Linked DNA regions of Mus musculus: region 2 is linked to region 1. Evidence: chromatin loops called from intact Hi-C (ENCODE). Cell type or tissue: gastrocnemius. All regions are shown on one strand.

What was found. A loop is a pair of places that touch in the nucleus more often than their neighbours do. Peaks named below come from ENCODE experiments on the same cell type or tissue, not always from the same donor. Only the 100,000 strongest peaks of a DNase experiment are listed, where the experiment ranks them.
Region 2: a loop joins it to region 1, with 2.1 times the contacts of the local background. A loop is called at or near these places in 11 of 42 quality-filtered maps.

The regions. Positions count from the first base shown.
Region 1 is chr2:131,090,308-131,098,307 of GRCm38, reverse strand. No RefSeq gene overlaps it. Among named protein-coding and RNA genes, the nearest start is that of Siglec1, 7.5 kb to the right of the region's middle. In gastrocnemius, a CTCF peak has its summit at 3,266 (motif pointing left); a DNase peak (open chromatin) is centred at 3,260; H3K4me3 peaks cover 648 bases; H3K27ac peaks cover 3,569 bases.
Region 2 is chr2:131,506,417-131,514,416 of GRCm38, reverse strand. Smox (spermine oxidase) reads right to left here. Exons shown (of 7, transcript NM_145533.2): 2 at 2,200-2,433. The coding sequence starts at 2,407. Among named protein-coding and RNA genes, the nearest start is that of Gm30732, 16 kb to the left of the region's middle. In gastrocnemius, CTCF peaks have their summits at 150 and 4,195; DNase peaks (open chromatin) are centred at 4,253, 4,472, 5,741, 7,758 and 1 more place; H3K4me3 peaks cover 5,875 bases; H3K27ac peaks cover 7,469 bases.

The DNA of each region.
Region 1 (8,000 bases):
TCCTCCCTCCCTCCTCCCTTCCTTTCTCCCTTCCTTTCTTCCTTGAGACAGGTCTCTCTCTGTGACCCTGGCTGTCCTGGAACTTGTATGTACACCAGACTGGCCTCAAATGCAGGGATTCGCCTGTCTCTGCCTCCCTAGTTCTGGGATTAAAGGCATGCACCACCACGTCTAGTTCTCTAGTTCTCTTCTATTTCTTCCTGTGATAAAAACCAGGCGTCTCCAAGCCTGTTTGCCGTGCACACATTCTCAAGCCTGGGTGCTGTGTAAGTGAAGAATGGGCCCACTACTGGGTTTAGCCAGTATCCCTTCCTGCCTTCTTAGCCTCCTCTCCATCTCTCTCTCTTCCTGCCTTCCCCCTTTTTCTTTTATTCCTTTTGGGCTCTGAGATGTACTCAGCTACTGAGCTACACTCCCAGGCTTCCCCTCCTGGTACCTTTCTTTGATGAATTGCTCTCTCAAGGCAATTATGTGATTTCAGTTTGTTGTAAGTTTCTCCTTAAAGATGAGCTTGCAACTGAGTCCTGGCAGCTTACCTTCACAGTGGCTCATCTGAGGGCTGATGGAGACAGTGGAGACAAAGATAATTGGATAATTAATTGGAGCCCTTGTAGCTTTTAGCTTTAGGGAAGGCTTAATCCCGGGACTGGGTGATATATTTAAGGACCCAGGGTCACAGTGTCTCTCTTCTGCCTTTAGTCTTGTATTTATCCGGGCTTCTCCCAGTGGGAGCATGCCCCTCTTGTGTACTAAACAGGACCCAGCCTGATTGTACCTATCCACTAGAGAATACAGAGCTAGGGCTTTTTGTTTGTTTGTATTTTGAAACCCTGTTTCTCATGCTGGCTTGGAACTTGCTATGTAGTGGCTGGTGGCTTTGAACTCCTTATCCTCTTGTCACTGGGATTTTAGTGGTAATATGGCTTTGGTTGAAATCAAGGCCCTTCTGTCCCCAAGCTCCCCCACACTCTCACCAGTAAAGAGGAGTGAAAGGAGGATGAGGAGGCTCACTCGTGAAGCACTTGCTACATGAGCAGGAGAACCCCTTAAAGGTAGAAAGAGTGAAGCAACTCCACAACGATGTCCTCTGACCTCACGGAACCACACACACACACACACACACACACACACACACACACACACACACACACACAGGTACATGCATATACTCACATGCAAGTACACACACATGCATGCATGCACGTTCATACACACATACACTCACACATGCACACACACACGTACATACACACACACACGCACACACACACACGTACATGCACACCTACACAAAGAATAAATTACAATTAGAAAAAAGAAGAGTGGATTGATTTTGGAACCCTTAACCACAGAATTTCATATTCCTTTCTATTAAAATTTCCTTTTAGCTATTCTATTTAAAATTCCCAGGACTTATTTCTGTTCTTTTCTTTGATGGCTGCTTTATGGTTTTATGAATGTAATGGCGTTAAAATGTCCCCTTTCCTAGCCGTTCTGTTCTTTGTGTTCTCTGTTTGGGTCGGTCTGCTCACCTTTTGTTTACTGGTTCTTTTAGCCAGCAGTGTATCTGGGTGGTTCAGAGCTGGCCTCAGGAAATGGCTGCCCCTGTTCACATTCCATCCCCGCCCAGCTGCTGCACAAACCCCCGGCTCCAGTTTCTTTACCTCCCCGTGACTCAGCTTCCTGTGAACGGAGATGATAGTACAAGCTGGCTCGGAGGCTCCTTAGCCTCCACGTACTGCACTCAAAAAGCTGCCAGGACTGCACCAGGCCCCAGCCCTCAGTAGCTGTTTACTATCCATTTTTTCTTTCTTCCTCCTCTTCCTCCTCCTCCTCCTCCTCTCGATCCTCTTCTTTCTCCTCCCCCTCCTCCTCTTCCGCTTCTTTTTTCTTCTCCTCTTCCCTCTCCTCTTCTTCTGTCCCTGTCCCCACTCCCCACCCCCATGTAGTGCTGGGGGTCAAACTCAGGACCTTGTGCATTCTAGGCAATTCTATTGAGCCACACCCCTAGGCTCCCTCCCTCCCTCCTTCTGTTTCATTATGTAGAATGGGCTGGTCTCTAACTCTAGATTGTCCTTCCTCAGCCTCCCAAGTGCTGGCATTATAGGCATGTACTACCAAGCTTGGTGTTATTGTTTTGTGCTTGTTTGTTTGTTTGTTTGTTTGTTTTAAATTAGGGTCATGTAGCAGGTCCTGATCCCCCAATCTTCCTGCCTCCACCCTCTGAGTGTGGGATTACAGACTTGCATTTCTACACCCAATTCATCTTTCACTGACTTTACAACCTCTCTCTCTGCTCTTTCTCCTTCACCATCTAGTAACTGATCTTTATGCAAGTGGTCCCTGTGGCAGGAGGTGAGATAGCTATTGCTCTTCAAGATGGGCTGAACATCCCACCACTCTGGTATTTAAATACTTGGTTCCCAGTTGGGGGCTGTTTGATTAAGAGTGTGGCCTTCAAAGGGTGGATACTTCGTTCCTTCCTAGAATAGGGAACAAAATACCCCATGGAAGGAGTTACAAAGACAAAGTTCAGAGCTGAGATGGAAGGAAGGACCATCCAGAGACTGCCCCACCTGGGGATCCATCCCATATACAACCACCAAACCCAGACACTATTGCAGATGCCAGCAAGATTCTGCTGACAGGACCCTGATATAGCTGTTTCTGGTGAGGCTAGGCCAGTGCCTGGCAAATACAGAAGTGGATGCTCACGGTCATCTATTGTATGGAACACAGGGCCCCCAATGGAGGAGCTAGAGAAAATACCCAAGGAGCTGAAGGGGTCGGCAACCCTATAGGAGGATCAACAATATGAACTAACCAGTAGCCCCCAGAACTGTGTCTCTAGTTGCATATGTAGCAGAGGATGGCCTAGGCGGCCATCAATGGGAGGAGAGGCCCTTGGTCTTGCGAAGATCATATGCTCCAGTACAGGGAAATGCCAGGGCCAGAAAGCAGGAGGGGGTGGGTTGGGGAGCAGGGCTGGGGGAGGGTATAGGGGACCATAGCATTTGAATTGTAAATGAAGAAAATATCTAATAATAAAAAAAGGAGTGTGGTCTTGCTGGAAGAGGTGTGTTGTTGGGATTGGCTTTGATGTTCCAAAAGATTCATGCTTCCTGTTTTGGATCCAGGTATGAGAGCTCAGTTGCCCCCCCAGGACCTTCAAAAAATCTAGCCAGCAAAGAGCCCCACACCTCTAATGCAAAAAACCCTGGTATCTGAAGGAGGAGGAAGCAGAGGGCTCTGGCGCCCTCTGGGGGAGGCTGGAGGCTCTGCACAAACACTGCAAAAACTGGCTGGGGCTCCTTCACAGGAGCCCAGAGCCTGAGTAGGAGAAATGAATGGACTTAGTAATGAATCTGTAGTATTTACCCAGTTACAAAGCTGGTTCTCTGTCTTGCTTAATGGCTGGAGCAACCAGTAGCCACCTTGGACCATGAGTAGAAGCATTCATTGAATATAGCTGACTGGAAACAAAGGAGTCCAGTTTCAAAATGATCAAGTTGCCAGATACATGGCAGCACACAGCTGTAATCCAAGCACTAAGAAAGCTGAGGCAAGAAGATCACAAGTTCAAGGCCACCCAGGGACTATGTAATAAATCTCTATTTTAACCCATTCACACGCAAACATAAGCTGTATGCCAGTGCTAACTTGAGACACATTCTGGTTTATTTATACTGCTGCTATTTGGAGGTTTGGGTTTTGTAGCCAATTTTCCCCCTTTTATTGAAAATGGGTTCTTTTCTCGTATAAATATTCTGATTATGGTTTCCCCTCCTTCCCCTCCTCCCTTATCATCTGGATCCACTCCCTTTCTGTGTCTTATTAGAAAAGAACAGACTTCTGAGAGATAACAACCAAACTTATCAAAATAAGATTTAATAAAACAAAAGCCATCACCCGAGACTGGACCAGGCAACTCAAGAGAAGGCAGAAGAATCAGAGACCCACTTGTTTACACACTCAGGAGTTCCATAAAATCCTAAGCTAGAAGCTGTACCATATCCACAGAGGACCTGTGTGGCCCCGGGTAGGCCCTGTGCTTGCTGCTTTGGTCTCTGTGAGGTCACACGAGCTTTGCTCTCCTGGTCCTGTCCCGTCTGCCTTCTATTATCTTTCCCTCCTCTTCTGTAGGCTTCCCTGAGCTCTGAGGGGAGGGAGTTGATGGAGACATCTCCTTTGGAGTTGAGCGTTCCAAAGTCTCTCGCTCTCTTTGCATGATGTCTGGCTAGGGGTCTTTATTGTTCTCATCTGCTGCAGGAGGAAGTTTCTCTCACGATGGCTGAACAAGACACAGATCTATGAGTATAGCAGAATACCATTAGGAGTCACTTGATTACTACTTTAAAGAAGACAAAGTAGTATTCAGCTTTACCCTAGGTCCCTGGGCTATCTAGGCTCTGACTCTTGGTCACCTAAACAAGGTTACCATTGGTGGCATGGACCTTAAGCTAAATTAGACATTGGTTGGCTGCTGCCACAGCGGTGTCACCGTTGCTCTAGCATGTCTTGCAGGCAGGACAGTATTGTAGGTCAAAGGGTTTGTGGCTGGGTTGGTGTTATGTTTCTCTTTTGGTAGCATGCAGAGTACCTTTACCAAAGACACCAGACTATAGTGGTTAAAGCTCTGTGTAGGCACCAGCTCGACCTCTCCGTGTTCAATGAGTTGTGTGGGTATTGCCTTCAGCAATGGAAACTTGTTATATCGGTTTGTGGAGAGCAACCTGTTGTCTTGTCAACAGCCTGGGCTGTTTGGGGATTTCCATGGAACCCTTTGGCCAACGACTCAATTGGATATGACCCAGTCCCGTACTGTAAGCTTTGTTTAGTGACAAGAAAATGAATCATGACCCCAACTCCGTGTCCCCCATTATTCGGAGGTTCATGTATTTTATATATTTTAGGGAGTTTCCACTGCACTACATTTCCCATACCACCCCTCAAATGGCCCTCCATTCTAGCTTCCTCTCCCATGCTCCCTCCCCTTCCCCATCTGATCTTCTGTTCCAGCTCACCCACCTCTCATCTTTTTTTTTTTTTTTTTTTTTTAATCAAGACGAATATTCTCTGGGCAAATCTCAAAATATCTCCACAGATGGATTCTTCCACCTAAAATGAGACGGACGGAACCCACTTCACAGCGACCATGCAGACTCACTTCAAGTGCAGGAGTCTCCCTCACCTCAGAGCTGCCTTGGGCTTTTTATTTATGGAGGTTTCCATTGACCCAAGGAAAGGAGGAGGAGAGGAGTTGCCTGCTTGGGCCAGAGAAGCCAATCCCGACTCTGCCTCCTCACGCTAAGGAAGAGCAAACCAGTCCAGGCCTCCAGGCCTTAGCCTGCTAAGGGAGTTGAACAAGTAGGACCTCAAGCCCCCATTGCCAGTCACCAGTAAATCCCCAGAGCTGCAGAGAAACTTGGTATGGCACCTATAGTCACCCCACAGGGTATCAGGGTGGCTCAGGTCTGGCGGGTGCAGGCTCACACAGCTAGACTTTGTTCTAGACCACTGCTTCTGTCTACCCATGTGTCATATCTCCTATCTTGGCCAACGTGCTACCTGTAGCCTGTTCTTTGTACGACAGTGGCAAGGACACATGTGGGGAGGCCACCACAGAAGGACATTTTGAAGAACTTGCTTCTGTCTTGTCCATTAACATCTATTGGTCAAAAAGGTCACAGAGCCAAGACCAGAATTAAAGGCCGGAGAACATAGTTACCTTTGCCAAGTGGAAGAACCTGGTCTGTAAAGTACAGAAGAGCAGGTAGTGATGTGTCAACTTGTCACTGAGGAAGGAATAAATGAGGTGGGCATGGTGCTGAGTTCAAGGCCAACCTGGCCTAGATAGTGAGTCTAAAAACAAAAAAAAAAAAAAAAAAAAAAGGAAGGAGGAAGATGGCTTGAGAGTGGGTAAGCAGGTAAGAGATTGAGCTGCTGAGTCTGGGTTCAGATCTCAGCAGCCACGTAAAATATTCTGGTATGGCTGTTTGTACCTTTAATTCTCACACTCTAAGGGGTGGAGACAGGATCACTGTGGCTTGCTGGTCACCAGGCTAGTCCAGGTTCAGTGAGATGGCCCTGTTCCAAACAGATGTGAAGGGATAGAGCAGGACTTCCCACTTGTGCACACTGTCTGTCTGTCTGTCTCTGTCTCTCTATCTCTCTGCCTCTCTGTCTCTCTCTGTCTCACACACAGACACACACACACTAACAAAAGATGGAAATAGACCCAATTAGCTGCAGCTCCCTATGTCAGCTGCACATAGTAGGCCCTCAAATGGCAGAGAATCTTGTACTATAAGAGTGGTTTGTGGGCCTGGTGGTGGTGGCTCATGCATTTAGTCCCAGCACTCTTGAGGCAGAGGCAGGTAGATCTATATGAATTTGAGGCCAGCCTGGTCTACAGAGTGAGTTCCAGGACAGCCAGGGCTACACAGAGAAATCCTGTCTCAAAAAACAAAAACAAACAAACAAAAAGTAATGGTGGAGTTTTTTTTATGGCTTTGTTTTTGTGTGTGTGTGTGTTTTAGTGTGTGTGTGTGTGTGTGTGTGTGTGTGTGTGTGTGGCAGGGGTTGCCCCCATGGATACACATGCATTTATCTACAGAGGCCAGAAGAGGATGACAAGTTCCTTTGGAGCTGGAGTGACAGAAGGTTGAGAGCTGCCATGTGGGTGCTGAGATTCTAACTTGAGTCTTCTGAAAGAGCAGCCAGTGCTCTTAATCCCTGAGGCATTTCTGTGGTCTTGTTTCCTCTTTATTCAAACAAGGCCTCACTTTGTAGCAGAGCCTAGCCTTGAACTTGAAGTCCTCCTGCTTCAGCCTTCTGAGTGCTAGGATTGCATTTGTGTGCCACCATGCCTGGTTTGGATACTCCCAACCTGTAGGGGGTATAGGGAGACTCTTGGAGGACTTGGAAGGGAATGCCTTGATCCACTTGCCTGTGATGTTCCCAGGTCAGATTTGCCTCCCGGAGACTCTCCCCAAAGGCTAGGTGGTCCAAAGAGACAGGTCTAAGCCTGGCCAGAGAATGAAAATACCGGCCTCTCTTCTCATTTGTCTGGGAGAAAACTTCACTGTGGTCCTGGGTCCCACCTCAGCTGCTCAAGTCCCCAAGTTCTTGGTCCAATGGGGGCTGTCCCATGTCTAAGGCTTTTCCTGTTCCGAGATTGTGCAAGGCCCTCAGCTGCCCTCTGAGCCAGATATCAGCTGGACAGAGAGAGGGTTGAGGGTTCAGGAAAGAGGAAACAGCCCCCAGGACAGGATCCTCCTCTCCTGGGAAGCAGAAGCAGAGAACCAGCTGCTCGGAGTTCTTGGCCTTCCTTCCTGTTCTCTTCTCTGGAAGGCAGGTCAGCCTGCCCAGCAGCCATTTCCTCCCATGGCACAGACACTTCCATCTCTGGGCCTGGAGAGGAGGAGTGGGGAGTGGAGTAGGCCTCGGCTTTTCTGAGATAGGGTATGCACGTAGGTGTGACTCCTGGACCCTCTAAACCCTTGCAAACCCTAAACATGAAATCCAAGCTATCCCCCTGCCCCATGCTAGGTCCTCTCCAGCCTCAGCCTTGGCCCAGCCATAACCCTCCTCCCTCCTCCATAGCAGCTACTTCCATCTCAGGCTCCCTTCTCTGGAGTGGCAGCTCCAACCACGTACTACATGCCTTATTCCCACAGTCCCCAACACACCATCCCAATCCCAACCCCAACCCCAGCCCCCGCACTCATACCCAGCCTCCACCTTATCCTCACCTGCACCCATTCCCACCTTGGATTCCAATCCAGATCCCAGGCAACCACCCACCATGACCATGCCCATCCCTCCCTTAATTTTCCTACTCTAATGGACCCCGCTCAGCCTTTTTCACTTTGATGCTTCACCTGTCGTGGGTTTGTCAGTCAGAACGAGTCAAAACTAGGCTGAGGAATGAGCTGTGGACTTTCTACTACCTGAGTCAAAGTCAGTGGTTAGCTGCCGGGCCTGGTGGTATAGGTTCG
Region 2 (8,000 bases), 420 kb before region 1:
TGAATGTGCCTACAACAAAACACAGCCTCATGCTGCAGCTAGAAGAGAACAACTGCCTGGTGTCTCTGAAAGAGGCAGGCATGCGCAGACCCCCATGTGTAGGAAAAGTAAGCAGACTGAAGGACCAAAAACAGAAAGCCCAGGACCCTGCCCACAGGACCGCCTGCTGGCCGGTGAGGGTACCGCTAGAGCCTCAGGCATCTGTTCTACATTGAGCTCCCATTAGGAGCAGAGGGAGAACAGTAATATTATTATTGTTGTTATTGCTATTATTATCAATTTGTTTTTACCCAATGCTGCACATGTATATAGTACAGTACCAGCCACTCTCTCCTCCCCAGAAGCCCTCCCTCACATGCCACCACCAAGGGTACTTCTCTCGCTCATGGCCGTCTCGGCCACACCTGTATTCCCAAGGGCTCCAGGCACCACCTCATGCCTACTCACCTCCTAGCAAGTGGTATCCTCAGAGCTGGCTCTGGACCCCTGCTCTCACTTCTGACAGGGACATGGCCATCATGCCATGCTGCAGCATGTCCATTGACACACTGGGTTCTGAGGCCTGCCTGTCTGCACACAACACAGGTACCCTGACCAGCATGTTCTCCCCTCTCTCTTCACATTCATTATTCCACACAGCCTAGTCACTCCCTCTTCTCTGCCTGGCAAGCTTCCCATCTGGTCGTCTGACACCCTGTGCCTTCCCTGCATGGTCTCAGTTGTCAGCTGCCTCAGGGACTGGGCCACCTATCTCCCCATCTTCTGTTTCTACATCAAACTCTAAATAGCTCATCAAGCCCAAAGAATCATAAATGGGACTGCTCTTCCCGGAGGCTGCCAGCCAGCCAATCAACAATGAGCAAAGAGCCCTGGGGCTCCTTGGCTGCCCCAGCCTTGTGAGAACTTTGGACAGCACTTTCATTCTTACTGCCAAGAGTCACCCAAGTTTGTGCCTGAAAAAGAGAAACAGAGACCCTGTCTCAAAAAAGAAATGTTAGAAAGCAATTGTGGGAGATAATCAATGTGGGCCTCTAGCCTCTAAACACACAGACACACACACACACACAAATTCATATACACACAAACACACACATAGCACACACACACACTCATACACACTCTCACACACACTCACACATAGACACACACATACATACAGACACACATTCACACATAGCACACATACACTCATACACACTCTCACACACTCACAGACATATTCATGCACTCACACAGACACACATTCACACATAGCACACACACACTCATACACCCTCTTACACACTCACAGACATACACACACTCACATACACACATACACACACATAGCACATACATACACATACAGAGATACACACGCACTCACATAGACACAGATGCACACAGATGCACACACTCACACATACTCATGCAGCACATACTCACACAGCACACACTCACATAATGCACACTCATAACACATACACTCACAGACATACACATTCTCACATACACACATACACATACTCACTCACACATAGCACACATACACACGTACATATACACACAGAGGGTCAAATCTCTCACATACACCAGGTCACTGCATGTTTTCTCACTGGGTCGTCTTCATACTCCCAACCCACTCAACCCACTGCTGGCCAGAACACCCTACACACACGGTGGCTGTCAGAACCCTCATCTCCAGCTCCATTTCAGGAAATATCTCTACGCTCTAGAACCCTAGCAACATCTTCCCATCCCAGGGGCAAGTCTCTTCTTTGGCTGCAACAAGGACCGATCTTTACAGACAACCCTAAGACACACATCACCCACAGGGAAGCCTAAAATCCCCCTTCCACTCTAATAACCCTAGTTCCTGTTGTCTGTCCTCAGTTATGATAACCTAACTCATACTAAAAACTAATGACTAATCAGAACTTATACAATGCCCCCTCCTTCTTGTGACTTTAAAATGAGGACCCACAGTTCTTAGACAGTATGCCCTCCCAACAAACATTGTCAGCCCCAACTCTAACACCAAGACAGCATTCTCCAAAGTGGGATGTCAGTGCAAGGGCCTACGGAAGCTTCTGGAAAACACCCACGCAAGTGCATGAGCAAACACTTATCCCAAGGAAAGGTTACATTAGTAAGACTTGAGGCAGGACCAGAGGAACAAAAGGTGGCCTAGAGAGGTAGCTGGGCCCGAGTGATGCTTACCAAGCCTCACACTCTGCACACGGCCCCCAATGTGGCTGGAAGCCTCAAGCACAGTGACATCCGTGAAGCCCTGCTCCAGAAGGGCTCTAGCTGCAGCCAGGCCAGCCAAGCCAGCACCGATCACCACCACACGAGGCTGTCCCCTTCTCCGTAGGCCACGACTGAGAGGGTCATCCGCACTGTCGCCACTGGATTCACAACTTTGCATGCCGTCCGTGCTCACCTTCTAGGAGCCTGTGAGGAGAGATGGGGGCTGGGGGTCAGCTCACCTGACCCAAGGGAATCACTGCAAGCTGCCCCCATTCCTTAAAGATCAAGAAGATCAAGAAGAAACATCCTCTAAATGCAGAAAGGGAGATGGGAAGGGGCAGCGAGATATGAGAGCCAGGGAGGGAGCGTGTGTTTTAGGGCCCACTAACAGGTAAGAGGTGGGATCCATCAATTCTACCCCCAAACCTCTTAGGCTTTGCCTGTTCCTCACCCAAGGTCTAAAGTATGGACAAGAGGTGACCTGAGAAGAGATGACCAAACAGGCCAAAGTCAGGAGACTTACCCTAATGCCTTGCTCAACCCTGCATAGCTGCCCTCTGTGCCAACCCCAGGCTGCTTACACAGCCATCAGGATATTCACACATACCAGAGTTACTTGCACAGGCTCCAGAATGTTCACAGCAGCCCAGAACACTTGTACACACAGCACTGGGCTCTGTCCCTGGCTCTCACCTGGCACTTCTGCCCCCTTCCGTCTTTCTCCTCTCTCCTTGCCTTTCGGCTGGCTTTCTGAGTATCAGTGAGGTGGCAATGTGGTGGGAAGGACAGAGTCTTCACCTCCCCGTTCCTCCAGAAAGAGCTAGTATCCAACAAGCCTTGCTATTCTGGGTAGGTCCTTTCTCCATCCACCCAGGCCCCCAGTCACCACAAAACAGCAATGAACCCAGGAAACACTGGATAGTGATGACCCGTGGCACCAGAGACCAGACATCAAATTGACAGTTATACGCTGCCAGCTTGCTTAGAGACGCCAGGCTTGGGCAGCTGGTAATGTAGGGCGAGAAGGTGGCCCAGGGCTGGAATACACTGCTCCTCTAGTCTAAGAATGGCCAGAATACTTTGAAATTCAGCTCCTGTCCTATCCCTTTCATTCCCTGACTCAGCAACGTAAAAGATCAGTTGTCTCAACTAAGGTTTGAGTCACAGATGCCGCAGAATTTAATAGTACCAAGATCGAATGAGGAAATAAAGATGGACAGAAGCTGCTAGTTCACAAGCCAAGAAGCAAATAAAAACCCGTCACCCACACCCATGAAGCAAGTGTGGCCTTTCCCAGCCTCCACACAGCAATCCACTTTTAAAAATCAGGCACATCCCTCCAAATAGACATGTCAAAGACATTTATAGCTTTATCACACTAACCAAATCTGGAAACAACCCAAAAGCCCACCAATGAGAACAGATGCTCAAACCGTGTAGTACTCTCATGCCATGCAAAACTCAGCAACTACAGAAACAAGCAGCTGTGCTCCAACAGCAGCACAGATGCACCTATGAACGTGACTGAGCCAGAGGCCAGACTCCGAGCTGCACATACTGTGTGGCTCTATTCACACGAAGTTCAGGGAAAGGCAAACAATCTGTTGAGGACAGAGATTAAGGGAAAGGGGACATGAATGAGAATAGTAAGGGGAGCTTGCTGCAGTGGAGGGAGCAGATCTACCTGGATCGGAATGGAGGTTACACAGCATGCCAAGACATGTCCACTTCCTTCCAAGGTTTCCATTTTCCCCAGTACAGTGTCCTCTAACACTTGCAGGTTTAGCGAAGTAGGTGCTTTTTTTCCTAAATATGCTCAGGCTAAGAGGCTGCTTCTCCCCCAACTTATTCCATGTGATGTATGGGCCTAGACAGATGTGCTTCCTCTAGCGAGCCTCCTACTCCACTCCCAGACTCAACTAGCCAAGTCAAGCTAGAACATGCTTCCTAAACTACAAGCAGATGGCGCTAGAGACCCAGAATCCCTCCCGGGCAATCCAGGCTTTGCTCGAGAGGCCACTAAAAGGTGGGCGCCAGCCTTTCCTGCCTCCTCCTCCCCCTCCTCCTCCACTACCCTCTCCCCCTTCTTTTAGGCCCCCACCCTCTAGGGAACATGCCAAGCCGGGCTTCTGAAGTCTCTCCCTCCCTTCTCCTCTGCCTAGGTTCCTGTGCACTAAATTTAGAGGTGAGGATGTGGCGGATTGCACGCGCTGGCAGGGTCAGTGGTGATGCCACCGGAAGTCTGCCAGCCACCGCCAACGCTGTGAGAAGCTAGCAAACACACAGAGTGCTGTGGAGGGCCTGCGTCAGCTGTAATGACGCCAGGGTGCCCATGCAACAGGTGAGACCTGACACCGCTGCGTGCCCCAGCCCATACGCTGGAAAAGTGGGGAATCCCCTTGATAGCACCCTGGCCCCAGAGACACTCCAACAGCCTCACTTTTGCAATAAAGGGGTGGGAAGGTGGCAGTGTTTGTAAAGCTTAAAAGTGGAGCCAGGTCTTGAAATGCTACTATGTAAAGCAGGTGTAAAAGGGATTGAACTGGAGTTCTCACACTGACTGCGGCCAAATATGCCTGTAATTCCAGTACTGGGAAGGCTAAAGCAGGAAGATCATGAGGTTCAAGCTAACCTGGGATACATTGAAAGACATTACCTAAAAAAAGAAAAGCAAAACCTGGGGTGGGGGTGGGGGGTCTTGCTTATCACAGGATCCCTGACGCTACCTTCTAAAAGCCAGAAGAGACCTCCTGACCTTTCTTCCCCTAGGCATGACTATACACTGCTGTTGACAGTCAAATAAGGTTATTATAAGACTATCAGCATTTAAGGACCTGACACATGCAGGAACTGTAGAAATGACAGGATTCTGAAAAGGACCACAAGCCATCTTATAGATGACTGCAGAAAGACCCCTCCATTCCCAACACCAAATCTCAGAGACCCTGGACAAGGGTATCAGATGCAAACAGCACAGGACCTGCGAGGGTCCTAACCCACTGACCTTCCCAGCTAACTCTACAGTACTGGTCTTCCATGAGTCTTGTCCCAAACCAGCTCCATCCACCCCTGTTGCCCACAAGAAGCCAGAGGCCACAGAGAGCCACAGACGGCAGAGGATGTCTACCATGGCAATCTTACCACACTGTGTCCATGCACCATGAGGCCCAACTGAAAAATCAGAGAAGACATATCCAGAGAGCCTGCTATGCCAGGCTCAATCAACCTTTGCTGTTAGTTTTAATCACTTTCCCCACTTGTTTTTTTTTTTCCTAAGGGGTGGGGGTTATAGAGGGAGGGAGGGAGGGAGGGAAACTGTCTTATTGAGGAAGAATTTAAATGGTCCTTGGTGCATGCCTGTCCCCTTTTTGCCTTGATCTGTATGCACAGGAGAAACAGAACGCCCTGTACTAGTCCACAGATAAAGGAATGAAGAAAAAGTGCTGGCTCAGCCAGGCAGTGAGGGGGGAGGAGGGGAGCTGAGGCAGCTCAGAACAATAGACACTTGCCTTCTTGCTCTGGCCTCCATGGTAAACTGGGGCAGGAAGGGGGGTATCTAGGGCTTCCTGCCCAGCATCCATGTCCCCAAGCAGGCCAAGCCCCAAAGCTTCAAGAAATCGGGTCAGCCAGAGCATGAGTACCTGTCTACAAATTACCCACTGCTTCCTGACAGCACTTTCCCAGCACAGGCCTCAGCTTCCCGGTGTCAACCCCTCCTCCACACCTGTTGCTGTTGAGCCCCTCCCAGAAATGCCAGAACTCAGCTGAGGTAGCACACTGCTCTCACCCCATCCACAGCCCCAGGGTCAAAGTTGTGGGTGTCCTTTGGAGAAGATCCCCTTTATCCACTAGGCCAACCCAACAATGTCGCCTCTACCCCCAATGTCCTCAGAGACAGACCCTCCAGCTCCCACTCTCTGAATCTCACCTGAACCCAGGCTCATTCACCACCCTCTGGACCAGTGCTTCTCAACCGTCCTAATGCTATGACACTTCAATACAGTTCCTCGGGTTGTAGTGACCCCACACCACCACCACCATAAAAGTATTTCTTTGCTACTTCATAACTGTAACTTTGCTACTGTTATGAATCATAATGTAAATATTTGTGTTTTCTGATGGTCTTAAGTGACCCCTATGAAAGGGTCATTCGACCCCAAAGGGGTTGCGACCCATAGACTGAGAACCACTTCTCTAAAAGATAACTATGGCTGGACCTCATTTAATATGACCACAGGTCAACTCAGCAATTTGTTGAGCCTCTACTCTACAACAAACATAGGAATGCTCTTTATCCTCTGGCTTTGCAGATGTCCCTTCTCACAAGATACTCCCCACCACACACAACATAAAGCCCAAGCCCCACCAAAGCCTTGGGCTTTTCCAGACCACCTAATGACCAAAGGCAAGCATTCATTTCCCTTACCATGCATCAAAGAAGCTGCCTCTGGGTTCTGACCACACAGTCCTCACTGGGACTTAAGAGCTGTGCTGTCATTTGCAGCTGTGGACTGTAGGCCCCACATACTGGCTCTTAAGTACAACAACTACCTACTGGTTCCCAGGACATGGGTATCTCACTGGGGATCCGTTACTGTCTTGTGTCTCAGAACTGAGGCCGCAACTTCCCGGTCACTGAGCAAGGCTGGATTCCAGGCTAGACTGGTACTTCTCCAGCAAGTGAGCATGGCCACAGCCTAAGAGACACTACCGTGCAGTTCAGCAGCCCCAGCCAGTGTAGACACCCCTTCCTCATCAACTGGGATGATCTGCCGTCCATCCACAGGTCACTATGTCCCCAACTGCGATAACTGCTGCAGATATACCACCAGCAACAATCTCCCACACCTTTCAAAGGCACAAAACAGTCTTCCCATCCTGGACCCTCTAAACATGCGCTTTTTGGTTTTCTTCTGTGTGTTTGTATTCCCTCGGGAGCCTGAGATGGGCTCCTCAGGTCACCCAGTCTGGATTTCCTCACTGCTGCCTGCAGAAGACTACGGCTCCAAGGTCACCAGCCCCCTCCTCACTTCACCTCCTTTAGAGTCCAGGATCACACCAGCTGAAACCCTCCAAACTAGGTCATTCCTTCTAACCAGCACCCCTCCTCGCCCTGAAGCCCTATGCTTACTCGTGAGAGACCTACCCAGGACACGGGCACCCTCAGCTGCAGTAGACAGAGTATCTCTGCACCCCCCTTCCACCAACCCTGTGAGCTTCACAAGTCTCTCCAACAGGTAGGAGTAACGGCCAGCTTCATCTTCCTTATAGGGATGCTCTTTCCAAGGTTCTAGCTGGAGGGAAGGGAGAAGGAAGGAAGCTGGGGCTGATCCAGGGGGATATCTTTGGACTTCCTGGCAGGTCTGCAGAGGGTTTGGAATCTTGAGACCCCCCTAGACAATGAAAATATTCTTTTAAGGTAAAAAAGAAAGAAGGGGGAAAAAACACTCCCAGAAATCCCACACCAGCTGCCTCGCTGCGCTGGCAAACAAAGGGGCTCTGTGTCTGTGCAGGGCTCCTCCCACCCTCCAGTCTGAGGCAGGCCGCCCCAGCCTCCCAGCCAGACCCTTCCCAGCCTTCTGGCCCAGGCCAGAATGTGTACAAGGCCTATATAGCACCACCAAACCAGAAGGGCCATGCCAATGGACAGGAATAGAGTTGTAAACATAGTGGGCAGAAAAGGGCAGCCCAGCTCAGTATCCTACTTGCTGGCTAAGGAATCCCTAGGCCAGGGCCTGACTTCCTCTAGGCCTCATTTGACCAACACTTCT